Regions from separate parts of the Homo sapiens genome. Here all the other regions are linked to region 6. The links are chromatin loops, found by intact Hi-C in ENCODE. Cell type or tissue: HCT116. All regions are shown on one strand.

Region 1 (4,000 bases), 110 kb after region 6:
AGCCTGGGCTCTGGTGCAACTTGGTACACACGAAGAAAAGTAAGCACCCCAGAAATAAAAAGGAAATACAAGCCAAGGCAATTACTAAATACAAGTTCTGGGCAGAAAGCTGCCCTCCTGGTTCCCAGACATCTTCAAAGTCTGGAAGTAACTGAGGGACAGAGTTGCTCAACAGCACACCCAGAGTGACAGAGGAGGAAAGTGGTGGGTCTCCATGGTCCCGAACCACTACCACCACCCTCTGCTTAACTGCATCAGTGGGAAGAACTAAGCGAGCAGTACGGAGCTCACCTATATTGGCTGAAATTCTAAAGAGACTAGAGTCAGACGCCCGGGAGATGTGGTAGGAAAGCCAGGCATTAGAACCACTGTCAGCATCCTCTGCTACCACTTTTGTGACCAAGTGTCCAGTCCTGGCAGAGCGGGGCACAATTTCCACTGGGACAGAACCATTTCTGGGCAAGGGAAACAAGATAACCGGATAATTGTCATTCCTATCTACCACAAACAAGTTTATAGTCACTGTTGCACTTCTGGGAGGAATGCCACCATCCCGGCCTTCTACTTGGAAATGAAACCCCCTGAGCTGCTCAAAGTCAAAGGAAGTTTTGGCAGTGATGGCCCCACTGGATGATTCCACTGCCAGCAAGCTAGAGGCTGATGGCCCTTCAGAGATAACATCCAACAGCTCATAAGAGACAAGGCCATTCTTCCCCAGGTCGGGGTCCTGGGCAAACACTCGGCCTAGAGAGGCCCCAGGGCCATTGTTTTCAGCAACGAAAAGTTCCTGCTGGGGTTGAGGAAAGTTTGGTGTATTGTCATTCACATCAGCAACTGACACAGTGATTGTCCTTCGGGTGCTAAGTGGGGGTGAGCCACTATCTGAGGCCGTGATCAGGACTTGGTATTCACTGATCTGCTCCCGGTCCAGGGGCCCATCAATCAGCAGGCTGTAGTAGTTGTCAAAGGAAGCCGTCAGCTGAAAAGGGCCTGCACTAGACATGCCACAAATGACCCTACCATTAGAATCGAGGTCTTCATCCTTTACACTAAAGAGAGCAATCACTGTGCCAGGGGCAGCGTCCTCAGGTACTGGGTTCGAAAGAGTCAGGAAGTCCAGTTCGGGGGCATGATCGTTCACGTCAGTCACCTCCACCAGCAGTTTAGCGGTGCTAGCTAAACCAAAGACACCTTCGTCCCTCGCCTCAATGTATGCCTCCAAGAGCGTTTCAGGCGGACCTAGTGAAGCAGCTACTTGCACCTCCCCACTTTTAGGGTGCACGTGAAAGCGGTGTCGCAGCTCTGCTTGCGTGCTGTTGCTTAGGGAGTACTGGACTTCCCCATTGGACCCTTCATCTGGATCCAAGGCTTGAACTCGGAATAACACAGTCCCATTGGGTGCAGTCTCTGGAACCTTGGTGCGGTATACGGAGCGCTCAAATACAGGCGCGTTGTCATTTGTGTCCACCACAATGATGGTGACTTGTGCGTCTCCTGAGCGGGCAGGTAGCCCGCCGTCCCGAGCTGTAAGCACCAGCAGGTGGGTGGCGCGCTGTTCGCGATCCAGTGCTTTCTCCAACACCAACTCCGGGTATTCGCTGCCGTCAACCCGCGATCCCATGTCCAGGCGAAAGTGCTGACTGGGGCTTAGGCTGTAGCTTAGTATCCCATTGCTTCCCTCGTCGTCATCTTGGGCATTCGGGAGAGTAAAGCGGGCTCCGGGCGTCAGGAACTCGGGGATGTGCAGCTGCACGTCGCCGGCAGGAAAGAGAGGTGAGTTGTCATTGGTGTCCAGGACGTGAATCCGAATCTTGTGCAGCTCCAGCGGGTCCTCGAGCACCAGGTCGTAGGTCAAGACGCAGGCAGCTTTGGCCCTGCACAGCTGTTCGCGGTCCGCCGGCTCTCTGACCACCAAATTGCCGCTGGGTAGATCCACCCCGAAGTAGAGCTCGCGGTGGCTGGAAAGGAAGCGAAAGTTCCGCGAGGACATAGCGGCCGCTGGCAGCCTCAAGTCCGCGGAGAGATTGCCTACGGCTACGCCCCGCTCCGTCTCCTCCGGCACTGAGTACTCGAGCTGTCCCGCTGCAGCGCCGCAGGAAACCCACAAACATAAAACTGCCACCCCACAGCCCACCATCCTCCCTCTAGGCGTCCACGTTCCACCAACACGCTACACCAACGGTGACCCAGGACCATGCTCCGGACTCCTGGAGAGCACGAGCCGCGGGGAAGAGCACGCTCCTGCCGGCCGTCACTGCTGCGGGCTGGATACTCAGCGACCGCCGACGTTGCGCCTCCCGAACGCCGGCATTGCCGGGGCTGGCCAGCTGGGAGCCGGGCTTGCTAGGCTGGAGGCTGGGCAGCCGTCTGGGAAAGCGGAGCCGGCCGGGTGTTGAGGAGCGCAGCGCCGCCTAGGGGTGCAGAGACGAGGCCGCCCGCCCGGGCGCGAGAGGTGCTGTCTCCAGTAGCAGCGGGCTGGGGTCTCGACCACCACGCTGGCTGCGGGCGCAGGGCGGAGCCTGGGAGACGCCCCGAGACACTAACACTTCTCTCCTTAAACGGTGTTTTCTAGGACAACGCCCTGAGGCTGCCCAGATCTTAACCTCCACATCCTCTGCCCGCAGATTGCTGATAACTGTGGCTGAGCCCAGCTGGGCTCTTCCTGCCGCCCTTTGGGAGCCGCGCGTCGGGTCCCGGCGCTCTGACCCCGGCGCACCTCTCCGGCGGAGAGGGCGGGACTCAGCGTGGAGCTGCCGAGCGGAGGCGGCGAGAGGCGGGACGGTGAACGTGAGCGACCACACCTTCTAGGCTTAAGGAAACAGGAGCCCCCCGAAAGAAGTGCTGCGGGGGGCTTTCCGCGCTGGATCCTGCTGCAGAGCTTTCCGCGCTGGATCCTGCTGCGGGTTGAAGTCTGTCCTGCACCCTCTTGTATCCCAGGAGCTGCCAAGAGGGCAATAGAGACGACAAGGAGGGGAAGAAGGTTGGGGAATAGTGTCCGCATCAAACTGCCTCCGGACTCTGGCTTTTCGAGGCAGCGGAGCCAGCGAGCTCAAGGCTTTTTTTTTGCGTGATAGCAGTTTCTCCTTCTCCAAGAGGCTCTACTTGGGAGTGCTTTGCAAACGGCCCTTGACGATCTGGGTGAAAGAGGAGGTTATAAACCAGTCAATAGCAATAACTAGAAACTCAAAGACTTGACGACCCGTCCCCAAAGAAGACGTGAGAAGTGGAGGGGAAAGTACTGAGATACTCATTAGAGTTTGACCAGGAAACTACTCTGTAAATTTTCTTTCTGTAAATATTTAGAAAACACCATGAGGCAGGATAAGAATAGGCTAGATACCCACCCTCGCTTTATTATTATTATTATTATTATTATTATTATTATTATACTTTAAGTTCTAGGGTACATGTGCACAACGTGCAGGTTTGTTACATATGTATACATGCGCCATGTTGGTGTGCTGCACCCATTAACTTGTCATTTACATTAGGTATTTCTCCTCGCTTTTAATTTGGTCTTTTGCGTGGATATTGGGACAGTGATCAGTTCTATGAGAAACATCTCTGAGCCACAACAGATACACCCAAATTCTGCCTAACACCCTACAACCAGTTCCTTTCCCTAAGAAGGAGGCGAGCCAAAAGGAGACTCATTGACTATTGACTATGAAGCACTAAATTCCTCACTCAAATCCTTCTTTTAATACAGGTGCAATATGTCCAAAGCCCCAATAATGAAACATTTGAAAGGCAAAATCTGAACACAGATCAAGAATTAAAGTTTCCAGGACATATTTTCTGGTAGAAACCTGCCTAAAAGTATCGATAATTATTGAAGCTGGGTGATGGTACATTGGGGTCAATTACACAATTCTCTCAACTTTTGTGTATGTTTGAAATTTTTTTTCCTTCCTTCCTTCCCTCCTTCCTTCCTTCCTTCCTTCCTTTCCAGATGAGCGTGTTGCTTTGTTGCCCAGTCTGGTCTCAAACTTCTGGGCTC
Region 2 (4,000 bases), 170 kb after region 6:
CCGGCGCGTTGTCGTTCTCGTCCAGCACGAACACCTGCAGCGTCACGTTGCTGCTCAGAGGCGGCACGCCCGCATCGCGCGCGCTCACCTGGAACTGTAGCAGCTCCAGCTCCTCGTGGTCCAACGGCTGCAGCGCGTACACCTTGCCGCTCTCCGCGTGCACCGACACGTAGCTCGACAGCGCGCGGTCGCCCAACCGCCGCTCCACCAGCGAGTAGGACACCAGCGCGTTCTCCTGCGCGTCCGCGTCCCGCGCCGACACTGTGAAGATGTGGCAGCCTGGTGGGTTGTTCTCCTTCACGAACACGGTGTACTCGGGCTGTGCGAACGCAGGCGCATTGTCGTTCACGTCGGCCACCTCCACGGATACCCTGGCCGTGGCCCACAGAGAAGGCGAACCCCCATCCCGCGCAGTCACCACCAGTTCATAGGCCCACACGTTCTCGCGGTCCAGGGCGCTGTCCAGCACCAACGAGTAGTAATTCTTGAAGGTGGACACCAGCTTGAAGGGAACGTGGGGCGTCAGCGAGCAGGTCACCTGTCCGTTGACACCTGAGTCACGGTCAGACACGCTGATCAGGGCAATGACCGTGCTGGGCTGAGCGTCCTCTCGTACTGGGAGGGACAAGGAAGTCACGGCGACTTCAGGAGAGTTATCGTTGGTGTCCAAGATTTCCACCCAGACTGTACAGTGACCTGCCATTGGGGGAGTCCCCTTATCTGTAGCCTGTACTTCAATTTTATAAAACTTGTTTTCTTCATAATCTAAAGTTCCATTGACCCTCACTTCTCCATTATTTTGATCTAGTGTAAATAAGTGTCTTCCATTGGGCTTAATTGACATTAAGGAGTATGTTACCTCTCCATTGACTCCTTCGTCTCGGTCTGTGGCGTTTAGTTTGAGCACAAGAGTTTCTTTAGCAGCATTTTCCATAAGGCTCACCTTATATTCTGATTTATCAAACTCTGGATCATTGTCGTTGACATCCAAGACTTGGACTAACAGCCGAACGGTGCCAGTAAGCTCTGGTTTTCCCCCGTCTGTAGCTGTTAGCAGCAAATTAAGTTCCGGAGTTTTCTCTCTATCCAGAGACTTCTTTAAAATAAGTGACAGTCTTTTAATCTGCTTACCATTTGTTGGTGAATCTAAAGAAAAATACTCATTTTTACTTAGCCTGTAGGTCAATAGAGCATTCTCTTCAATGTCAGCATCAGAAGCTCCCTCTAGTGGAAAACGCGAGTCCGATTGCTTAGATTCCGCAATCAGCAGCTTTTGTTCTCTGAGCGAGAACACCGGCGGGTTGTCGTTAATGTCCTTCACCTCCACGTTCACATGGAAAACCTGCAGCGGCCTGTCCACGATCACCTCCAGGTGGATGCTGCACTCCGCGCTCTGCCCGCACAGCTCCTCGCGGTCGATCCGAGAATTCACAAACAAAATGCCATTCTGCAGATTTACCTCCAGAAGGTCCCCATGTGTTTTGGACGCCACCCGGAACAGGCGCTGCACCAGCTCCGCCAGCTCCAGCCCCAGGTCCTGCGCGATGCGGCCCACGAAGGTGCCGTGTTTGGCCTCCTCCGAGACGGAGTAGTGGAGCTGGCCGCTCCCCACCTCCCAGAATTCGAGGAGGAGAAGCCAGAGCTGTAGTCGTGGGGTGCCCAATCCCCTTCTCTGAAAACCAAACATCGCATACGAAATTGGCTTCCAAAATAAGCTTCTTTACACTTACAGTACCAGATTCTTCAGTTTCAGGTTAAAAATCTCGTTGAATTCTTAAGAAGTTTCAAAGGATCCTTAAACGGTGGCATCCGGTATGATGGAGTTCCTTTGTATGGGAGTGCCTCACTGTTCAGACCAACCTTTAAATGAACTTTCCACCAAGTAAAGAGCGACACCTTGCGCCTAAAACTGTGAGTACTGTGCACTGCATTTACCACCACAGAATTTCACGTGTTTTGGGTTTCTTCCCCCAAATATTTCCAACGTGCTTATTTATGGAATATTCAGATTATAAGTCATATTGAAACTAAATATATATGGAAATGGCATTGTATTTCTCGATTAACATCAAATTTAAATTATTGTGTCTATGTTTGACTTAACATTATAACATTGTTCTTTTACTTATCTAAAATACTTATACACAGAGTGAGAGAGAAAGAGAATTCAGTTGTTAAGGTGGCCTCATGAAAAACTAGGGTTAAACATTTCCTGAAAGTGTTGTTCCTCATATAAAAATACTATCAAATTTGAATTGTTTTACTTTCAGTCTCCCTTGTTACTTTGGCTGCTAGGGAACTCAAAGAAAAAATTGAAGTTTTATAAAAGCAGCTCTTTAGTGTTTATGTTCCACATGATCTATTCTCATCTCTGTGGGCTTGCATTTTCATATCTATTTTCTATAGTTCTCATTCTTTACTGTTATTTACATTTAATTGCTTTCTGATTATAAGTGACTTTATATTCATTGCAGAACAATATGAAAAACAAATATATTCATATTCTCAAACTTGGTAGTTTTAAAAAAGAATCCACAAAGGAAAAGTCTATTGATCTAGATGAGTTTTTATTTGACATATATTATTTCTAATGTAAGCCATAGTAGCATAATATGAGATATCAAAATTTAGCACTTTATGTAACAGAATCAATGATATGACAGAAATAGGCTTTTCAACTATAAAATAAATTTTATTATCATTTTATAAAATAAATAAAATCACCCTGAACATCTTTGTGCCATATTGGTATTTCCAAGTCACCAACATTGGTTTCCTTAATCTAATTCAGTTATATTCATGAAAATAGTTTGTTTCTTGTTGAAAGAATTTTGGGTTTGGGAGCAGAAGTTCATGGAAAACAAGGGAAGTGATTTTTAATTATACCTTCTGTAAGTACCTGATATTGTGCTTAAAACATAGAAAATTAATCAAACAATTCAACTAAATGGTAAATTACCTTAGTGCTTGTGGAAATGGAATTTCATAGAAAATGCTAAGTAAAATACAGGAATTGCTTATGAGAGTTTTCTTTGCCTGAAGTTGTAACTTGCTTGAATTTTCTTTGTCTTTTCATATACCCTTAGGATTTAGGAGGAAAAAAAGAAGATGCAACAAAATTTTAGAGTAGAAAGTGATTTAGAATAAATATCACTCTAGCTTAAATATTTTGTTCTATAGTTTTGATGGTTTATCTCCAATCTAAAAATACTGCAAGGGCATATGAAAAAGTTATCATATGTGTATGCTAATATTTTATATATATATTCAACTATTAATTTGAGATTTTGTTCTACTTTTTTCATATTTACTCTTTTCCCAATGTTGTCATAACACTAGAACTCTAATTCAGGTAAATGCAAAATTCTGTATTAAAAAATTAAAGGAGACATATCAACTTTTATAACCGTTAATTCCATTACGCATCTGTAAAATAATCAATCATAGTAGCCTCTAATCAAAACATAACATTAGACCAGATGACAGTATATTCAACATGATATTTGAAGCACATCAGGTTTATTTTGAACAAAAGGAAACAACAGATCCTCAATCACCTTATTATGGGAATTGGGGATGAAGATGTTACATGGAATGTGGAGTCTTGCGAGGTAGGGAAATGAACCTTAGAAGGTTTACTCTGGAAAAATGATAATATCACATATTTGAATTAAAACAATATGTTAATTTAGGTGTTAATTTCCAACAATACAGTATTTTGTGAATATATAAAGTAGTACTGAACAAACGCCAAGTCATAAAAGAGTTTGATATAGTGTATGAATCAATGACCCATCTTTTGCATTTTGGCTGTGATATTTCAGATGTCACCATCTCAACCAGCCCCTAGTGAAGAGATTATGCGCCCTTTGAACTCATCTTTGAGGATCAGCCTAATATCTGGGTATAGGCTAATACCAAGAAGTCATTTCAATACAGTTATTGTTAACTGATTTTGTAAAATCAATTGAAGATTAAGGAACTTTGTGCCTGACTTTTA
Region 3 (4,000 bases), 310 kb after region 6:
TAGAGGGAGGTGGAGAGTTATTAGTTAATGGGTATAGAGTTTCAGTTTTGAAAGATGAAGAGTTCTGGAGATGGATAGTGGTGATGGTTGCAAAACGGTGTGAATGTACCTACCACCACTGAGCTGAACATTTTAAAATGGTTCATATGCCAAATTTTATATTCTGTGTAGTTTACCACAATTAAAATTTTTTATGGAAAACAAAAACAAATGTTCTGGCTTCCAGATTCCTATAGAACAACACCAGTTACCTAAATTTGAATCTCTCCACACATCCTATAAACAAACAAAACTAAGGAGAACGAATAAAACCATCCATGGCTACAATATAATTTACAGACAGAGAAAATTATAAACCCCATTTTATATAAAAGCAGGTATATACATCCAAAACCAGCAGATCCAGTTACAGAGCCATGCTCTAGAAGAGAAGCCAAGATGGCACAGAAAGGCTAAACCACCACCAGAAAAAGAGAGTCCCATCTTGAGTGGAGAAATACTGACAATACGTCCGAGATCTGGTAGATGAAAGAACTGAGACAGATTTTAAAAGGGGGTGAAATTGTTTGAGACTGGCAATGGCAATGTTGCAAAGGCAAGAGGAAAGGCAGGAAGAAAGAGGCGACTTGAAGGGGAGGTACCCCTTCAGGGCTTGATGGTGAAGAAAAACGAAGCAAGCAATGAGTAAGAGTCCCAGGCTGGGCGCAGTCGCTGACTCCTATAAACCCAACACTATGGGAGGCCGAGGTGGGCAGATCTCTTGAGCTCAGGAACTCGAGACCAGCCTGGGCAACATGGTGAGACCCCCATCTCTACAAAAATAAAATAAAATAAAATACTAAATTTAGCCAGGCGAGGTAGTGCGCACCTGTGGTCCCAGCTACTCGGGAGGAGGCTGAGGCAGGAGGATCGCTTGAGCCCAGGAGGCAGAGGTTGCTGTGAGCAGAGATGGAGCCGCTGCACTCCAGCCTGGGAGACAGAGACAGGCTGTGTCTCGAAAAGAAAAAGAAAAAGAAAGTTAAGAGTCCCACAGAAATGAAACAGAATCACAAAATCAGAAGACATCAGCCAGTGCGCCACTCTAAAAAAAGAGGGCACTCTTGAACTAAGAAAGCTGGTAAGGCACCCAACCTCCTGCCTCATTTGCAGTTGCTGAAACTGGAAAATAAAATATTACAAAATGCACAGAAAATTGCAGACATATTATATAGAAAAAATTTAAGTGAAAATCTATATTTTCTAAAAAAAAAAAACTCAACATGATACCAGAAACCTGAAACATAATATTCCAGCCAAAATTAAATAACCTTAAACAATAATTTGGTAACATGAAAAAAAATGCCATGAATCAGAAAAATAACTCAGAACAGAAATGGACAAAGAACGAAATAACTAAGAAAACAGTTTGTTAAAAAAAAAAAAGCAGGAGAAATAGAAGAATAAAAAAATCAGAAAAAAAAACTAAATTATAAGATGTTCGAAGAGGAAGAGCTTTTACTTAAAATATAATAACTGGTATTGAGGAAAGGTATTAACACAGCCAATAAAATAAAAATAAAATCAAAAGAAAGCAATTCAGCCGGGTGCAGTGGCTCACGCCTGTAATCCCAGCACTTCGGGAGGCCGAGGCGGGTGGATCACAAGGTCAGGAGTTCGAGACCAGCTTGGCCATTATGGTGAAACCCTGTCTTTACTAAAAATACAAAAATTAGCCAGGTATGGTGGCATGTGCCTGTAGTCCCAGCTACTCAGGAGGCTGAGGCAGGAGAATCGCTTGAAAAAAGGAGATGGAAGTTGCAGTGAGCGGAGATCGCACCATTGCACTCCATCCTGGGCAACAGAGTGAGATTCCATCTGAAAAAAAAAAAAGCCATTCAAAGGATCAGACAGAAAGTGGCGTTGGTGTAGAGGCAAAGATCCAACATACATTGCAGTCCCTGAAGAAGAATAAAACAATGGAACCGATGTAATCTTCAAAACTATAATAAAAGAAACTTGGGTCTACATATCGAAAGGAAACCTAGGAAAAATTATATGGAATGATCAAGTCTGAGGTATATCTTAGAGCATCCATTAGATTTGAAAGAAAAACTCCTGTGGGCCTCAGGCAAAAAGGACAAGAAGATACAAATATACAGGTAACTGTTAGAACAAACACGTGAACATTACTGAACACTGAAAAAACTTTAAAAGTTAAGAGTTTGGTTGTGTTTGGATTTTAAGCACTTCCTTGCTTTCTAGCACTACGAGGTGCTCCGTGTCCATTTCTATATTTCCTGCCCACTACTAAAATCAGCCATTTCTCCAAGAAACCCTGGATCCTTTTATTATGGAAAGTGAGCTGAACTTCAGCAGTAAGAGGGCTGGAGAGCGCCCGCGGGTCTCGAACAACCCAGAGAGGTGGTTTGATGACACGCGAAGTAACCGCTGAGCTAAAGCCAGCCCAGAGGTTGCTTTCGGATTGTATTTTCTTGACTGGTGAGAAAGACCTACGTCACAAAGAGTGAGTCAAAACAACGGTGCTTTAGCTTGACTCAGCGACCTGGACTGTCCAATCCGCCGCTATCTCCAGGCAATTGCAGAGTGTCCATCTGGGGACATACAGCAGTGACAAGTACTCAGCCTTCCTCTAACCCCTGGAGAGCTCTTCCGCGGTTGTGCCCCCGGTTTATTCTCTCCTCAGCAGTCACCTGGTCCACAACTCTCCACACGCCCCCACCTCCTTTGCCTCCAGCTTTTGCGCTCCCAAAACAACCACGCAGGGTCACTTTGTGATCAAATCGACTTTTACAAGTAGAGCTTGGGTCATAAGAGTGGAGTCTTTACAAGGTGTAAATTGTATTTCAGACCTTATCTTAGAACTTCGCTGCTAAACTAGATAAACCTTACATCCTCTCCCCAGGGGAAACTTCCTGCGGCGCTTTTTTTTTTTTTTTTTTTTGACAGAATACCCCTCTGTCACCCTGTCACCCAGGCTGCAGTGCAATGGCCCCATCTAGGCTCAACCCATACGCCCCTCTTAGCCTTCCCAGTAGCTAGGACTACAGGCAGTCCACCATGCCCAACTAATTTTTTTTTTCCTGAGACGGATTCTCCACGCCGTTGCCCAAGCTGGATTGCAGTGGCAACAACTCGGCTCACTGCAGCCTCCGCCTCCCAGGTTCAAGCGATTCTCATGCCTCATCCTCCCAAGTAGTTGGGACTACAGGCATGCGCCACCACACCCAGCTAATTTTTATATTTTTTAGTAGAGAGGAAGTTTCACCATGTTGGCCAGGCTGGTCTCGAACTCCTGACCTCAGGTGATCCGCTTGCCTCGGCCTCCCAAAGGGCTGAGATTACAGGCTTCAGCCACCATGCCCAGCCTTTCTTGTTTTGTTTTGTTTTGTCTTTTTGTAGAGACAGGCTCTTGCTATGTTGCCAAGGTTGACCTGGAACTGGCCTCAACAGATCCTTCCACCTTGGCCACCCAAAGCGCTAGGATTACCCGTGTGAGCCTCCATGCCTGGCCTAAAAATTATTTCCATTTTTAATACTACAGTAACATCTATTATTTTTATGTGCACTGTAAACAGCTAATCTTTCTTCCCCAAATTCCTACTTTTCTCCAATTAACCACTGTTTATATTTCAATGTGTATCCTTCCAGTCCTTTCCCTCAATCTGTATATTTAACTGTATACAAAACATAAGGTTTTTCTTGGCTTGCTGGGAATCTTGGTTGTTGGATATTGTTTACTTAACAGCATGTCTTGGAGATCCTTCCAGTCACTGCATATAAACCTAAATCACTTGTATTGTAACAGCTGCATTATATTCAAGTATAAATGTACTAGTTTTAAGTTTCACTATCATAAAGCTGCAGTGATACACATCTTGGTACATATATGTACACATACACAAGTATGTTGTTAGAATATATGCTGGATTAAAGAATCTGCACACATATTTGGAGAAAGTTATGGGAGAAATGCAAGAGGCCTTGAGGGTGCCTGAAGCCG
Region 4 (4,000 bases), 180 kb after region 6:
CCCTCCACAAGCGACACAAGCACAGTGGCCGTGGCCGTCAGCGACGGCTCGCCATGGTCCTTCACCAGCACCAGTAGGCGCTGGCGTGGCGAGTCAGTCTCATCCAGAGCGCGCGTCGTACTGATCTCGCCCGTGTACAGCCCCACGCGAAACGGGATGCGTGCACCAACCGCCGCCGACTGCAATTCATACGACAGCCACGCGTTGTATCCAGAGTCAGCGTCCACTGCGCGCACCTTAGCCACCACGTGACCCGCAACCACCGACCGCAGCACCAGCTCACTGACTGCACCGCCCGCGCTGCCAGCGGGAGACGCCAGCAGCGCGGGAGCGTTGTCGTTCTCGTCCAGCACGAACACCTGCAGCGTCAAGTTGCTGCCCAGAGGCGGCACGCCCCCATCGCGCGCGCTCACCTGGAACTGTAGCAGCTCCAGCTCCTCGTGGTCCAGCGGCTGCAGCGCGTACACCTTGCCGCTCTCCGCGTGCACCGACACGTAGCTCGACAGCGAGCGCTCGCCCAACCGCCGCTCCACCAGAGAGTAGGACACCAGGGCGTTCTCCTGCGCGTCCGCGTCCCACGCAGACACCGTGAAGATGTGGCAGCCTGGCGGGTTGTTCTCCTTCACGAACACCGTGTACTCGGACTGCGCGAACGCAGGCGCGTTGTCGTTCACGTCGGCCACCTCCACAGACACGCTGGCCGTGGCCCACAGCGGAGGCGAGCCCCCGTCCCGCGCGGTCACCACCAGCTCATAGGCCGACACCCTCTCGCGGTCCAGAGCGCTGTCCAGCACCAATGAGTAGTAATTCTTGTAGGTGGACACCAGCTTGAACGGAACGTGAGGCGTCAGAGAGCAGGTGACCTGTCCGTTGGCTCCTGAATCATGGTCAGAAACGCTGATTAGGGCAATGACGGTGCCCACTTGAGCATCTTCTTTCACTGGGAGAGACAGAGAAGTGACAATCACCTCAGGTGAATTATCATTTTCATCCAGTAGTTCCACTAGGACCGTGCAGTGACCAACCATAGGTGGGTTTCCCTTATCTGTAACATCTACATGAATTTCATAAGTGTTACTGTCCTCAAAGTCAATAGCATCATTTACTTTTATTTCTCCCGTCCTTTCGTTTATCCAAAATTTCCTTCTTATCGTGGGTGGGACCAAAGAGCTAAATGAATACATCATTTCCTTGTTTATTCCTTCATCCGAATCAGAAGCGTTGAGCCGTATTACTAATGTTTGGTTCACTTGATTTTCATACATCTTAACTTCATAAACCGGTCTGTCAAAGATAGGGGCGTTATCATTGGCATCTAACACCAGGATCAGCAGAGAAACAGATCCGGTAAATTCAGGTTTGCCTCCATCAGTTGCTGTCAACAACAACTTTAGCTGAGGATTTTCTTCACGATCCAGCAGCTTCCGCAGAACAAGCACTGGGAATTTGTCTTTGTCTTTTTTGTTTATAATATCAAGAACAAAATACTCATTTGGACTGAGTTTGTAAGTAAGCAATGCGTTCTCTCCAACATCCGCATCAGATGCGCCTTCTAGTGGAAATCGAGAGTCAAGCAGTCTGGATTCAGGTATTGAGAGCTTTTGTTCTGTTACGGAGAACCTGGGCGGGTTGTCGTTAATGTCCTTCACTTCCACGTCCACATGGAAAACCTGCAGCGGCCTGTCCACGATCACCTCCAGGTGGATGCTGCACTCCACGCTCCGCCCGCACAGCTCCTCGCGGTCAATCCGAGAATTCACAAACAAAATGCCATTCTGCAGATTTACCTCCAGAAGGTCCCCGTGTCTTTTGGACGCCACCCGGAACAGGCGCTGCACCAGCTCCGCCAGCTCCAGCCCCAGGTCCTGCGCGATGCGGCCCACGAAGGTGCCGTGTCTGGCCTCCTCGTAGACTGAGTAGTGGAGCTGGCCGCTCCCCACCTCCCAGGCTGCGAGGAGAAGAAGCGAGAGCAGCAGACACTGGACCCCCAGGCAGCTACATCTGGAAACCATCTTATCCTTCTCTTGTTTTACAAATCGACGAATCAGCGGTCTAGAACGCACATACGATCTGACATTTTCTGTCCTATTTCTTATATCTATTTTTTATCGAAATGGCTGAGATCTCAGAATGACGCTACTTCCTAGTCCTTGAGAAACTGGCTGATGCCTTTGTTCTAAAAAGCTATTTTGTGGACGACAGCGACATCCGGTGGCTTTAGGTGTAAGTACGATTCCATGAGTTCACAACTTTTCTTTCATTCATATGTTAATTCTTTTTTTACGTATTTTTATGTCTATGGACTTTCAAAGCCTCACATTACGTCTCTTTATAGTTAATAACAATAAATGTTGATCCCACGTGCAATGTTTTCTTAAATGTAGACTCTCAGAGTAGTGATTTCTTCCCTAACCACATGATTATCAATAGCCGAATTTCAAAATGCCCTTAATATTTGCATACTACTGAGTATACTAATATTTTATTAAATGACAACTTTAGTTCCATTTAAGTTCTGACACTTAACTTACTTCTCTTTCTCATTATTTTGAGATTTAATAAGGTTTATTTAGACACTAATGTCAAGCATCAACTATCTGTGAGGTGTTTATAACTCCGAAGATCTAGTCATCACTAGAATTTAGAGATCATTAGCTTCAACATCAGACATTTCTCCATTTAGATTCCTATTATCCTACTCACTAGCCACATGACTTGGGAAAATCGTTTAACCTCTCCCTCCCTCATGTTCCAATTTTATAACTTTGGCCTAATAGTAATACGGTGGTTGAGTGAATTATAATATAGTAAGTGCTTGCAATAGTACCTTAAGGAGAATGAGTGCTTCATAAATGGAAACTATTCTCAGGCCTCAATTTGGCCACATTTGTTTTCATGAGGCTCAATACCAAATTTGGCTCATCAGGCAAAATTATTACCTATAGAATGCCTTAATTATTGCTACTGCACAGGCTGAGAGTGGTGGTTTCTGTATTTAAGAAAACAGAAAAGTACTATTACAGAAAAATCCTTTATACAAGAAGTTTCATTTTATAATATCTTACACGGGCAAAAAGAATCTTAATTATAATTCTGAATAAAGTAATTAAGAAATTTATTATTTCTGCTTTCAGAGGCAAATGCTTTCAACCCTGTTATATTTACGCTTTTCAAATGCCCAAAAGACACAGTTCTGAAATATATCTAGTAATTTTATCAATGTCAGTGAAGTTTTTCATCACCACTTGCAGTAAAAATATTTTTTTCTCTCTCAAAGTTCTTGAAATCAAATATTCAGGAATGAAAATGTAATATATCTGTGCTGCTGAAAAAAACTTGAGTTTTCTGTCTTTCCAAGAAAGGAAAACTTAACAACAGACATATTGGTCTTATGCAAGGGTTAATTTATTTTATTTAATGATGTTTTGACTTTTCTAAAGAATATTTTTAAATGTGTCAATTACTTTAAACTTTTTTTATTAAAATCTGAATGACAGAGCAACAATATTTATGAATAAGAAAACTGACAGAAATGGGTGTCACTTAATCCATCAGTTTATGTGTCCTACTAAATTCTGTTTCTATACTTCTCTACTCCTCTGGAATGCCTCTTGCATCAAAATTCATTCAAATTCTGATTTTAGAGATTACTTTTTTATAAACCCTGAATTAAAATGTAATGAGTTATGTATCAAAATATCAACGTTTGTTTTAGCTATCTGGAGCGTAAAATAAGTTTGCCATTGATCAATCATCTCCACGCACAAAATAATAAAAACTAAACTCAATTTCTACTAATGTACATTTTATACCAAGTGATAACATAAATATCCCAATGTAGATGTCCAATATTGAATAAAAAGTAGGGAGTAGTTAAACTACTCTTTTTTTTTTTTTTTTTGAGACAGAATCTTGCTGTCACCCGGGCTGAAATGCAGTTGTGCCATCACAGTTCACTGCAGCCTCAATGTCCCAGGCTCAAGCGATTCTCTCGCCTCAG
Region 5 (4,000 bases), 160 kb after region 6:
TAAATTCGATAACAACTAGCAAAATTAAAATTAAAGTAAAGAATAATTTGAAATTGGCAGGAAAGATGTCTTAAACAAACAACTGCAAGGAAGGCTAAAGTGTTTACTAAGACAATTTTTTAAAATATAAGCTTACCTCTTTCAAGCATTCTGAGTCCTCCTCCCTCTGGCCTGTTCCCTCTGCAGAACCCAGACAAGGAGGAAGGCTGGGACTGAAGGCCATGAGGTCCGTCTTATGCGGGCCCTCCCCAGAGCACACCCTCGGCCGCCTCTGCTGCGAGTACGACCAACTCCCTGCCGCGCTGGAGCACACTAGAGTGGGCTTGCCCGGCGCGCACGCGCCCTCGGTGGGCGGTGCCGAGCACCGCAGCGCAGTATACAGCAGCAACGTGAGCACCAACAGGCTGGACACCGCGCAGATGGCAATGATCAAGTAAACATTGACATCCACCAGCGCCGCTTCTGGACCCACAGCGCCTGCCGACGCCCTCGACGAAGCCTGTGGCGCTTGGCCGCTCTCCACCAGCGACAACAGCACCGTTGCCGTGGCCGTCAGCGCGGGCTCACCGTGGTCCTTCACCAGCACCAGAAGGCGGTGGTGCGGCGCGTCCACCTCGTCCAGAGGGCGCGTCGTGCTGATCTCGCCAGTGTACAGCCCCACGCGGAACGGGATGCGCGCGCCGACCGCCGCCAGCTGCAATTCATACGAAAGCCACGCATTGTAGCCCGAATCGGCGTCCACCGCGCGCACCTTCGCCACCACGTGGCCTGCACCCACCGACCGCGGCATCAGCTCGCTCACTGTGCCTCCCGCGCTGCCAGCCCCGGGCGTCAGCAGCGCCGGAGCGTTGTCGTTCTCGTCCAGCACGAACACCTGCAGCGTCACGTTGCTGCCCAGAGGCGGCACGCCAGAGTCGCGCGCGCTCACCTGGAACTGCAACAGCTCCAGCTCCTCGTGGTCCAACGGCTGCAGCGCGTACACCTTGCCGCTCTCCGCGTGCACCGACACGTAGCTCGACAGCGCACGCTCGCCCACCCGCCGCTCCACCAGCGAGTAGGAGACCAGCGCGTTCTCCTGTGCGTCCGCGTCCTGAGCAGACACCGTGAAGATGTGGCAGCCCGGCGGATTGTTTTCCTTCACGAACACCGTGTACTCGGGCTGCGCGAACGCCGGCGCGTTGTCGTTCACGTCGGCCACCCCCACCGACACGCTGGCCGTGGCCCACAGCGAAGGCGAGCCCCCGTCCCGCGCGGTCACCACCAGTTCATAGGCTGATACGCTCTCGCGGTCCAGGGCGCTGTCCAGCACTAATGAGTAGTAGTTCTTGTAGGTGGACACCAGCTTGAAGGGGACATGCGGCGTCAAGGTGCAGGTGACCTGTCCATTTGAGCCAGAGTCACGATCGGACACACTGATTAGGGCAATAATGGCGCTAGGCTGAGTGTCTTCTCTGATGGGGAGTGACAAAGAAGTGATGGTAACCTCTGGGGCGTTATCATTTACATCTAGTACTTCCACCAAAAGGGTACAATGACCCGCCATTGGAATATTTCCTTTGTCAACTGCCTCCACGGATATTTCATATAATTTCTTTTCTTCGAAATCTAGTTTGCCTTTTGTCCTAATTTCTCCATTGTTCGGATTTATGGTAAATGCATATACCACTGCAGGCCATACAGGCCTTCTAAATGAGTAAACTATATCTCCATTTGTACCATCATCAGGATCTGTGGCATTTAGCTTGATCACTAATGTTCCATTGAAGGCGTTCTCTAACACCGTCACTTTATAAACGGATTGGTAAAATTCCGGGGCGTTGTCATTCACGTCCAGAATCGTGATGAGCAGCTGAACTGTGCCAGTCAGCTCGGGTTTACCTCCATCACTGGCTGTCAGTAATAAACTATGTTCCTGAATTTCCTCTCTGTCCAGTGTTTTCCTCAGTACAAGTGATAATGAAGACATTTGCTCAAGACTGTTTTGTGCGTCCAAAGTGAAATAATCGTTGGGATCCAGTCGGTAGGTCAATGCCGAGTTTACTCCAATATCTGCATCGGATGCGCCATCTAGTGGAAATCGAGTTTCCGGAGGTCTAGATTCTGCAATGATTATTCGTTTCTTGCTTTCAGGGAATATGGGCGGGTTGTCGTTAATGTCCCTCACCTTCACCTCCACATGGAAAACCTGCAGAGGCCTGTCCACGATCACCTCCAGGTGGATGCTGCACTCCGCGCTCCGCCCACACAGCTCCTCGCGGTCGATCCGAGAATTCACAAACAAAATGCCATTCTGCAGATTTACCTCCAGAAGGTCCCCGTGTCTTTTGGACGCCACCCGGAACAGGCGCGGCACCAGCTCCGCCAGCTCCAGCCCCAGGTCCTGAGCGATGCGGCCCACGAAGGTGCCGTGTTTTGCTTCCTCGGGGACGGAGTAGTGGAGCTGGCCACTACCCGTCTCCCAGGCTGCGAGGATCAGAAGCCAGAGCAGTAGTTGCCGCGGTCTTGGGCCTCCTTGCCAGGAAGACAGCATGGTACACTCCAAAAACCTCAGAGCTATCTGCAATATATACAACGCCTTACCTCAAACTGTCTCTCAAGGCCCAATTTTTATGGCTTCCTAGTGCGGAAGGATTCGCAAGAGGTATTCCGCTTTCTGCTATATTTTCTGCAGGAAGAAAGAAACGGCGGCTTTCTTCGCGGAAACGTTCTCAGTGAAGAGCGACACCATGCGCATGAACGTGTAAGTGTAAGTATGACTCAGTCTTCATATTTTCCATTGATGTAGTATTTTTTTGCCCCTTGCATTTCCTGACATTTTCACTGCAAATATGTAATTGAAGATTAAATGTTTACCTTCCCAGAAACAGCAAATCACTGCATTCTGCTCAACATTTTATATTAGCTGACAATTGGTTGATGAGTTTCATTTTGCCACAAATTTATTTTTCCATGTGTAAGAATTCCATGCAGAACTTTAAGACAAAGAATATTCGACACTCGTTTTGGGACAATTGATCGGTAGTTCTGCATAGTCATGTAGGTTTTTGTGGTACTGTCCTCTTCCTGTAATATTTTTCAAGACCTCCTCACACAACAGCCATTGACTCCAAAAGGAAACATAACAATCACATAAGAATAAAATCGGTGAAGGTGAAAAATATTGGTAACTGATATATCAGATTTTGAATAAGCACATCATATTAATAAATTTCCCTCAATGTGACTTGAGATGTAGATAAGATATTTATATTCAAAAGAAAGTGTTCAGTCAATATGTGTGGGATTTTGTATGTGAGTGTGTGTATGTGCATAAACACAATAATTTAGCCACAACAATGCTCTAAGGTTTTGGATTCTGTTTTTATAAAATATGCCTGGAACTAATATCCTATTGATTTAATAGAATTTAACTTACCGCCGCCGGCTGCAATTCATACGAAAGCCACGCATTGTAGCCCGAATCGGCGTCCTGGTTAAATAGAATTTAACCAGGAGGTTAAAGTTTCCATTTTCTCTCTCCATCTTACTTCATCATCACTGAGTAAAACCTTGCCGTCATTTAAATTGACTTTAATTTTCCAAGAAACAACAGCTAGACAAAGATGTTAACATATCTTTAGCAAGGAAAAGAGGAAGAGGATCTTACTTTTATCTATTGTTATAACTATCTCTACCAAGCCACAAAATCCCAGGCCAAATGGTGTAATGAAAAATATATCATAGCTCCAATAATTATCTGGCCTGTTCTGTGCACAACTCTATAGGAAATGACTGTTGGGTTTATTTCCATAGCTCTGCTCTCCTCTGAAAATTTAGGCAGAGTATTTGGTATTCTCTTACCCTCATCATCCTCTCCTGCTCCATTACTTTTACTAACATAGTATTTCTCTTCTAATTCTTTCTATCTGGCCCTACATTTCTTTATTTACCTCTTCACATAATTAGACTACATAGTCAACCATTTAAAATATGCCCTTCCAGACACTCTAGAGTCATTCAC
Region 6 (4,000 bases):
AGCACTCTGATAGTTTATGTATTAGGCTTGGAAAAAATAAAAAACAAGAGTTTTCATCCTAGAATTCCCACCACCTCTTACCAATTCCTAAATATAGTCACACTTTTCATCTTCCAGAAACTGAGATCAGAGTAGCACTCTCGGCTAAGCTTCCTGGAATATTTTTGGCTAACAACATAGTGCTTCCTTAGTATTTCTTTCAGTAAAATATACCCTGTGGAAGTTTTAGTAAATATTTCTAAATACCTATATATACAGATACTTTAAAAATACCTATTTGATTACAAGATGTGTTGGAAAAAATGCTTGGAGAAATTTAAACATATTCGTAAATTATTTTGAGTAGAAGCGAGAGATCACTCTGAAAATTCTAAATTTTTCCATTTCTCTTTAAAAATAGGCAGATCTCTCAAAAAAACCACTTCCTGACGCCCCAAATCTTCAATTTGTGTCTTTTAAGTTTTAAGTCTTAATCCAAAGAACCCTTTACACTTTATCAATAGCATTTTCCTCATCTGCCACCAGGTGGCAGGTGGATCCACTTTTCGGAACGCGACCCCGACCCCGCCCTACCGGAAGCTGTCATGTAAAGGAAATCTCTCTGGCCACGCCCAGAGTTCAGCACCATGGCCACGGACAGCGACACCGCCCAGTTCGGTCCCATGACTCGCTGCAGAGATTTTCACCACACAAAGGAAATGGCCAATCCCAACTGGTTCCAAGGGTCGCGTGACTGGCTAATTTACAATGCCAGAGGTGGAGGGGGGTAGGAACCCCTTGTTTTGGGATTTTTAGCCTGGAGGAGGAACAGACTGATATTAAATAATACACCATATTGCAAAATCCTGTGGTTGTTTTTCTCTCTCTACTCTCCAGAATCTCAGTGACTCGTAAATGCTGTCTTGCTGTACAGGGTAAAGGGGCTAGATTACCCAACCTCCGTGTGTTGGTTTATTCCGACAAAATGCGTAAGACAGCAAAGGCGGTACAAAAGTCAGTGTGCGTTATGGCGGCCAATACCTCGGCTTGCACAAAGCTGCCTGTCAGCTTTCCTAAGACACCAGCACTGGGACGGACTACATTTGCTTTTTCTCGATTTCCAATTAATTAATCTCGGAAACACAAACAGCAGCTGATTTTTTTGTTGTTGTTGTTCGCTTGAAATTACTATTTAAGGCAAAGACACTGGAGTGAAACACGAGTGTGTTCTAGAAGTAATGGTTTAGTTGTTATCTTCAGTTGCTTAGCGACTAATTAGACAAGAAGAGAACTTGTGGGTGGGGATTATTTGCGTTTTAGAACGGCAGAAACCAGGGGCAAATGAAAATGAGTTCAGGGGCTAGCGTTTAGAATCAATCTAATTAAATCTCAGTGCTGGGGAAGTAAGCAGCGCTAAAGAGGAACAGTAGGCAGTTAAGGTTCACAGGTGGGTTAAATTAAGCCGAGTTTTTGTTGTAATTTTTCCGTACCATATGGATTGCTTTCTCATTCCCCGTTGTTTTGGCGGCGACAAATTCGGATCTTTAACCAGCAGAGGGCGAGTCGACTGCATTTTTCAGCCCTCAGACACTCCCTCTTCCTCCCTTCTCTGCCCCTGGGAAATTAATTTACTAAGCTCTTCAAATACAGACGAAGCTGAGGAAGGTGTTGTGGAAGGCGAGCAGCGCGCAGGACTTGGCAGAGTGCCCGCCCTGTCAGCCTTGGATGTGTGGCTGCACCGCACTCCTGACGACACGGATCTCCTTGCTTGGGGCTGCAGAGGGGATTGCAGGGGTTGTTGCAGTAGGAAGCGGGGATGAAAAGCACCCCCATGCCCAGACGCCATAGATATTTAGGATCACTAGCTTCAGAGAACTGAGAGGGCCAGAGGTAGCCTAATAAAATGAATGTAAACCATGAAGTTGGAAAAGAGGAAAGAAACCGTTTACGTCTCAGGGCCAATACTCAGTGAGCTGGAACAATAACCAAAAGGGAGGGGCTCTGCTCTGGCTTTGCCTTTCTGGGAAGAAAAATTGGAGGATGAGGAGTAGGGAAAGGGAGAAGATGAGGGCAAAGACTAAAAGTTTGGCTGAGTCATCTTTAAAAGACAAGCAAAGCAAGCCAGCCCAAGGGAAGAGACAATGAAAGCAAGCCTGCCAGAATGCATTGCAGAGCAATAAAGCATGCTGTACAAAGTTAATTTATTGTTGGGCGGAGCCCTCCTCATTCTGGAGGGGCATACCACTTGCTCCAGAGGGATGATTTACTTTGTATTGTAAGACTTTGTAGAATCCCCCTGGCAGGCAGCCAGAACTCCCATTAATTCAGCATGTCCTTTCTCCTTCACATATTTATGTCTCAGAATTCGTCTAACTCGGTTTCAAACTAGTAAAATTAATTTTTTCTGGAGGCACTAAACTAAATTTTATGCAGTATTGCATTTTCTCTCCTTCAGTCATTAAATTTCTGTAGTGCTTGTGTTTAAAGGACACCATTTTATTAATAAATTCAATTCATAAGATAGTATTATATTCCCTTGGAGTTGGTATTGGAGAGGACAACAGTAAGATATCTTAAGATAGATCAACACTTTTCAGAATGCATGATTTGACTCACAGTTTCATGGCCAATTTTACAGATAAATTGCACTGTCATGGTGTTTTGCAGCACACCTGTGTTTCTGTAGCATTTCCCCTGTAAAAGAGCACTTGTAAATTTCCAGTGCATACACCCAAAATTTATTCATGTTGTTTCAAGATCCAAACAAGTGCCTAGTAGTATTGGCTAATATAATCTCCCCATAGAAACAAGAATTATCTTTTTAAAACCTAAGTACTAAGTCAGTGAGCAGGCACTTAATGAAAGAGAATATCCAAATAGCCAATAAGCATATGAAAAGGTTTACAACATCCTTAACTGTTAAAGAAATGGAAATTTAAGCCACAACTAAAAGCCTGTATCCATCCAAGAGCATGGCTAAATAAATAAATAATAAAAGCTGACATTTTCAAGCCTTGGAAAGGATGAAGCAACTCCAACTATCACACAGTACTGGTGGAGTGTAAATTGTTACAATCACTCTGAAAAGCTGGCAGCAATTTACTAAAGTTCAATAAAACATACCCGTAGATATGCACTCTTAGGTATACATCCAACAGAAATGCCTACGTGTATGTACAAAAAGACATAGACAAGAATGTTCATCATAGCTCAAACCTGGAAGCAATCCAAATGGATAAAGATGTTGTTGTTGCCATATACAGTAACATACACAGCAATGACAATTTTTTAAAAACTACTACATGCAACAATATGTATCAGCCTCACAGACATAATGCAATGTTTAGCAGGAAAAAAATCAGAAACAAATTTTTCTATGATTCTATTAATTTAAAGCTCAATAATTGTATAAACTACCCTAAGATGATTAAAGTGAGGATAGTGGTTGCCTCGATGGAGATAAAGACTGGAATGGGGAATGAGGGAGACTTCAGGATTTGGTAATATTCTATTTCTTGACATGAGTGTATTCACTGCAAAAATCTATTAAACTGCACACTATGATTTGTGCATATTAAGTATGGTATATTGCAATAAAAATATACTAAAAAATTTTACTGATGCAAATTGTATGTATTTATGGAGTACATGTGATAGTTTGTTTAAAAGACATAAGACAGATTATGTTGCACCCATGCTTAAAACAATTCAATGTCTTCCCATTGCATTGAGAGTAAAATCTAGATTCCTTAATATGGCCTACAAGGCCCTGCATAAACAAATCCTATCTAAATTTCCAATCTTATTAACCACTTCCTCCCTCAATTACCACACTTCAATTGCCCTGACCTTCCAACAGTTCCTAGAACATTAATCAATCTCTTTTCAGTCTTGGGGTCCTTGAGCTTGCTGTTTTCTTTACCTGGAGTGGGTTATCACCAGCTCTTTGCATGACATGTTCCTTCTAATATGTCAACTCAGATTAATGACGTCTCTTTAAAGAAGCTTTCCTTGACTCCCA
Region 7 (4,000 bases), 200 kb after region 6:
ACACGAGTGGTGCTGATCTCGCCCGTGTACAGCCCCACGCGGAACGGGATGCGAGGGCTGCTTGCAGCTGGCTGCAGCTCATACGAAAGCCACGCGTTGTAGCCCGAGTCGGCGTCCACTGCGCGCACCTTCGCTACCACGTGGCCCGCGCCCACAGACCGCGGCACCAGCTTGCTCGCTGCGCCACCAGTGCCACCCACCCGAGGCTCCAGCAGTGCCGGCGCGTTGTCATTCTCGTCCAGCACGAACACCTGCAGCGTCACGTTGCTGCCCAGAGGCGGCACGCCCGCGTCGCGCGCGCTCACCTGGAACTGCAGCAGCTCTAGCTCCTCGTGGTCCAGCGGCTGCAGCGCGTACACCTTGCCGCTCTCCGTGTGCACCGAAATGTAGCTCGACAGCGAGCGCTCGCCCACCCGCCGCTCCACAAGCGAGTAGGACACCAGCGCGTTCTCCTGCGCGTCCGCGTCTCGCGCAGACACCGTGAAGATGTGGCAGCCCGGCGGGTTGTTCTCCTTCACGAACACCGTGTACTCGGGCTGCGCGAACGCCGGAGCATTGTCGTTCACGTCGGCCACCTCCACAGACAAGCTGGCGGTGGCCCACAGCGAAGGCGAGCCCCCGTCCCGCGCGGTTACCACCAACTCATAGGCCGACACTCTCTCGCGGTCCAGGGCGCTGTCCAGCACCAACGAGTAGTAATTCTTGAAGGTGGACACCAGCTTGAAGGGGACATGGGGCATCAGGGAGCAGGTCACCTGCCCGTTGGCACCTGAATCGAGGTCGTTCACGCTAATTAGGGCGATGACAGTACCAAATTGAGCGTCTTCACGTACAGGCAAGGATAAGGAAGTCAGTGCTATCTCAGGGACGTTATCATTTTTATCCAAAATTCTCACTAAAACGGTGCAATGACCCGCCATGGGAGGATGGCCTTTGTCCGTGGCGTCAATGAGGATTTTGTATAAGTTTTCTTGTTCAAAATCCAAATTACCCCGAATCACTATTTCTCCCGTATTTCGATCTATGCTAAAGTGGTCAATAACCATAGTTTCAACAAGGCTATTAAAAGAATATGAAATTGCCCCATTGGCTCCTTCATCCGGATCAGAAGCATTCAGTTTGATAACTGTTGTTCCGTTGTCTGCGTTTTCGAATATTCTTACTTCGTATTCAGACTGTTCGAAAGTGGGAGCATTATCATTCACATCCAGCACTGTGACCAGCAGCTGAACAGTGCCTGTGAGCTCAGGTTTGCCCCCATCTGTGGCTGTCAGGAATAAGTGGTGCGCAGGAGCGTCCTCTCTGTCCAAGGATTTTCTTAATACGAGCTCAACCAGTTTATTCTCATCGTTCTTTGAATTCACATCTAGCATGAAGTAATCATGAGAGCTAAGCCTGTAGGTTAACACGGAGTTAGCTCCAACATCTGCATCGGACGCGCCCTCTAGCGGAAACCGAGAGTCTGGCATTCTGGATTCTGAAACAAACAGCTTTTGGTCTTTTACCCGGAACACTGGCGGGTTGTCATTAACATCCTTCACCTCCACGTCCACATGGAAAACCTGCAGCGGCCTGTCCACGATCACCTCCAGGTGGATGCTGCACTCCGCGCTCCGCCCGCACAGCTCCTCGCGGTCGATCCGAGAATTCACAAACAAAATGCCATTCTGCAGACTTACCTCCAGAAGGTCCCGGTGTCTTTTGGACGCCACCCGGAACAGGCGCGGCACCAGCTCCGCCAGCTCCAGCCCCAGGTCCTGCGCGATCCGGCCCACGAAGGTGCCGTGTTTGGCCTCCTCGGGGACGGAGTAGTGGAGCTGGCCGCTCCCCACCTTCCAGGCTGCGAGGAGCAGAAGCAAGAGTAGTAGTCGCCAGGATCCCAGCTCTCCTCGCCAGTGATAATCCATGTTAAATAGTCGTTTCCTATCAGAAAATATTATCTTAATATAAAGATGAACGACTGTACTTTCAGAGTCTTTTAATCCAATTCCGCTGCATCTCCCGTTGTTCGGCCTTTAGAGACAGATGCTGTCAGAGAAAAGACTTTGAACATTGACCAACCAGAACTTCTTGGTAGACAGCGACATCATGTGGCTTCAAAAGGTAATGATTACATGAATTACTTCCGCAATATCTGGGTTCTTCTATGCACTTTCTATTTCTTTATCATAATTTAATAGTAAATCCTTAACTTTATCAATTGCAGAGGCATTCATACTGTCTGGCTCCTTACATTAGTTTCAGCTAGGGATTTCTTCTTCATAAGGAAAGGAATTTCTTCCCAATATTTCAAATATCGTATCAATTAATAATAAATTTAAGTATGACCTGTATGTCATGGATATCAGAAATGTAAACTGTCCTCCATAGTTTCGTGTGGAAGAAATGCATTAATATTTATTTGGTCACCAGAAACACTGGTATATATTACTCTGAGGTGAGCATATAATTCTAACTTTTCTACATTTTATCTTCTTGTGTTCTTATTGTTAAATTTTTGCTTTTCTTTATTCAATAAATGTCAAATTGCCTGAACCGTTTTATTTACTAAAGTAATAAAAATGTATGTGCATATTCTTTACACTATTTCTCTATATCTCTATAGCTTGTTAAATTCAGCCTCTCACTTAAAACATTTTCCTTTATGATTTCTCTGACATGCCAAACTCTAGCAGTATTGCCATCATTGGCTTGTTAGTTCTTCATCTTTCTTCTGCTCCAAAAAGTGAGTATTTACCAGAATTATGCCTTTAAACTTTTTTCCCCAACTTTTTATTTAACGTTTCTATTTCCACGGCTTTAAACTAGCCTATTATTTGAAGTATTCTTAACTCCATATCTGCAACCCCCTATTTTCATTTTCTACCTGACATTTTTACCTGTATACCCTAACATTGCCTAGAAAATGAGTCGACCAAAGTTAAAAGAATATCTAATCAATAATCACCCAAAACCCAAATCATTAAAAAATCACAATTTTTATAGCATAGTGATTCTCCACATTTACTCATATGTATTTTTATGACTTCTTTTCCTTTGCCTACCATATTTAAAATTTGTATACATCCCATCTCTCCTTTCACGTGTGATAATTTCTGTCCTTATTAGTACAGCTTTCACTCGATTTCACTAAAATCTTCAACAAGTTTATCTTTCTATTGACTAATTGTCAAGACATTAGACTTCCATCTGGGAGATACGCTACGTGACCATGAGCCAATCTTCTCAGTGCTAAGGCTAACCACTTTCCAATAGGAGTCATATTTTACAGAAAATATGTTGTCTCCTTCTTGGCACACTCTTTGTTCAAGGTTTTTCTTCTATTACTTCATCTTTTTCTGTCAAAATTCTATTCATCTTTCAAAGTCCACCTCAAAAGTAAATTCTCCATGGATTCATCATGAATGCCTTCATAGTAGGCAATTAAGAGCTCCTCCAAATTTCTACAAAATTCTTACCAAAAACGTAGGTTAAATAGGAAAGGCAAATAAGGGTATTTTCTGTGAAATGATTTAAATTTGTCATCACATTATTTACCCAAAAAAATCTCTGTAGTTGACTCTAAATAGTAGCAAACAATTTGTAAAGAAAATAGTATTTCTCGATATCTCAGGAGTTTGAGACCAGCCTGGGCAACATGGTAAGACCCCATCTCTACAAAAAATACAAAAATTAGTTGGGCATGGTGGTGTGTGCCTATAGTCCCAGCAACTTGAGAGGCTGAGGTAGGAAGATCACTTGAGCCCAGGAGGCAGAGATTGCAGTAAGCCCAGATTGTGCCACTGCACTGCAGTCTGGGCTACAGAGTGAGACCCTGTCTCAAAAATAATAATCATCATCATCATCATAATAATTGATGAATACAGCTTAGGTGGCTAAGGAGGATCCCCTATCAACTTCAGGTATTTCCCAATATAAATAGGATATTTAAAACTTTAATAATATGCTAGGAAGGTTTTAAATATACATGCATGTAAGCATAAAAGCAAAGCAATAAAAA

What was found. Peaks named below come from ENCODE experiments on the same cell type or tissue, not always from the same donor. Only the 100,000 strongest peaks of a DNase experiment are listed, where the experiment ranks them.
Region 1: it touches region 6 in a loop (10-fold over the local background); 29 of 110 quality-filtered maps call a loop at or near these places.
Region 2: a loop joins it to region 6, with 6 times the contacts of the local background. A loop is called at or near these places in 31 of 110 quality-filtered maps.
Region 3: it touches region 6 in a loop (7-fold over the local background); 5 of 110 quality-filtered maps call a loop at or near these places.
Region 4: it touches region 6 in a loop (6-fold over the local background); 28 of 110 quality-filtered maps call a loop at or near these places.
Region 5: a loop joins it to region 6, with 12 times the contacts of the local background. A loop is called at or near these places in 34 of 110 quality-filtered maps.
Region 7: a loop joins it to region 6, with 9 times the contacts of the local background. A loop is called at or near these places in 24 of 110 quality-filtered maps.

The regions. Positions count from the first base shown.
Region 1 is chr5:140,925,030-140,929,029 of GRCh38, reverse strand. All of the region lies in intron 1 of PCDHA1 (protocadherin alpha 1), which reads right to left. The region is part of intron 1 of PCDHA2 (protocadherin alpha 2); the gene reads right to left. All of the region lies in intron 1 of PCDHA3 (protocadherin alpha 3), which reads right to left. The region is part of intron 1 of PCDHA4 (protocadherin alpha 4); the gene reads right to left. It also overlaps PCDHA5, PCDHA6, PCDHA7, PCDHA8, PCDHA9 and PCDHA10, and 5 more genes. RefSeq lists enhancers at 518-1,029, 1,591-2,148. In HCT116, a CTCF peak has its summit at 2,425; DNase peaks (open chromatin) are centred at 2,389 and 2,991; H3K4me3 peaks cover 1,524 bases; H3K27ac peaks cover 1,194 bases.
Region 2 is chr5:140,866,791-140,870,790 of GRCh38, reverse strand. All of the region lies in intron 1 of PCDHA1 (protocadherin alpha 1), which reads right to left. The region is part of intron 1 of PCDHA2 (protocadherin alpha 2); the gene reads right to left. The region is part of intron 1 of PCDHA3 (protocadherin alpha 3); the gene reads right to left. All of the region lies in intron 1 of PCDHA4 (protocadherin alpha 4), which reads right to left. It also overlaps PCDHA5, PCDHA6, PCDHA7, PCDHA8, PCDHA9 and PCDHA10, and 3 more genes. RefSeq lists enhancers at 1-45, 46-721. In HCT116, CTCF peaks have their summits at 1,204 (motif pointing left) and 1,893; DNase peaks (open chromatin) are centred at 1,210 and 1,870.
Region 3 is chr5:140,724,603-140,728,602 of GRCh38, reverse strand. All of the region lies in intron 1 of LOC105378198 (a long non-coding RNA gene), which reads right to left. It also overlaps VTRNA1-3. Among named protein-coding and RNA genes, the nearest start is that of ZMAT2, 26 kb to the right of the region's middle. RefSeq lists an enhancer at 2,365-2,659. In HCT116, no CTCF peak of the experiment used is centred here; a DNase peak (open chromatin) is centred at 2,452; H3K4me3 peaks cover 1,037 bases.
Region 4 is chr5:140,854,061-140,858,060 of GRCh38, reverse strand. All of the region lies in intron 1 of PCDHA1 (protocadherin alpha 1), which reads right to left. The region is part of intron 1 of PCDHA2 (protocadherin alpha 2); the gene reads right to left. All of the region lies in intron 1 of PCDHA3 (protocadherin alpha 3), which reads right to left. The region is part of intron 1 of PCDHA4 (protocadherin alpha 4); the gene reads right to left. It also overlaps PCDHA5, PCDHA6, PCDHA7, PCDHA8, PCDHA9 and PCDHA10, and 1 more gene. In HCT116, a CTCF peak has its summit at 2,218 (motif pointing left); a DNase peak (open chromatin) is centred at 2,190.
Region 5 is chr5:140,880,799-140,884,798 of GRCh38, reverse strand. The region is part of intron 1 of PCDHA1 (protocadherin alpha 1); the gene reads right to left. The region is part of intron 1 of PCDHA2 (protocadherin alpha 2); the gene reads right to left. All of the region lies in intron 1 of PCDHA3 (protocadherin alpha 3), which reads right to left. The region is part of intron 1 of PCDHA4 (protocadherin alpha 4); the gene reads right to left. It also overlaps PCDHA5, PCDHA6, PCDHA7, PCDHA8, PCDHA9 and PCDHA10, and 4 more genes. RefSeq lists an enhancer at 456-1,040. In HCT116, a CTCF peak has its summit at 2,077 (motif pointing left); a DNase peak (open chromatin) is centred at 2,078.
Region 6 is chr5:141,037,902-141,041,901 of GRCh38, reverse strand. No RefSeq gene overlaps it. Among named protein-coding and RNA genes, the nearest start is that of PCDHB1, 11 kb to the left of the region's middle. RefSeq lists enhancers at 1-1,286, 482-1,416. In HCT116, CTCF peaks have their summits at 505 (motif pointing right) and 1,540 (motif pointing right); DNase peaks (open chromatin) are centred at 641 and 1,591; H3K4me3 peaks cover 1,415 bases; H3K27ac peaks cover 400 bases.
Region 7 is chr5:140,839,229-140,843,228 of GRCh38, reverse strand. The region is part of intron 1 of PCDHA1 (protocadherin alpha 1); the gene reads right to left. The region is part of intron 1 of PCDHA2 (protocadherin alpha 2); the gene reads right to left. All of the region lies in intron 1 of PCDHA3 (protocadherin alpha 3), which reads right to left. All of the region lies in intron 1 of PCDHA4 (protocadherin alpha 4), which reads right to left. It also overlaps PCDHA5, PCDHA6, PCDHA7, PCDHA8 and PCDHA@. In HCT116, a CTCF peak has its summit at 2,083; a DNase peak (open chromatin) is centred at 2,078.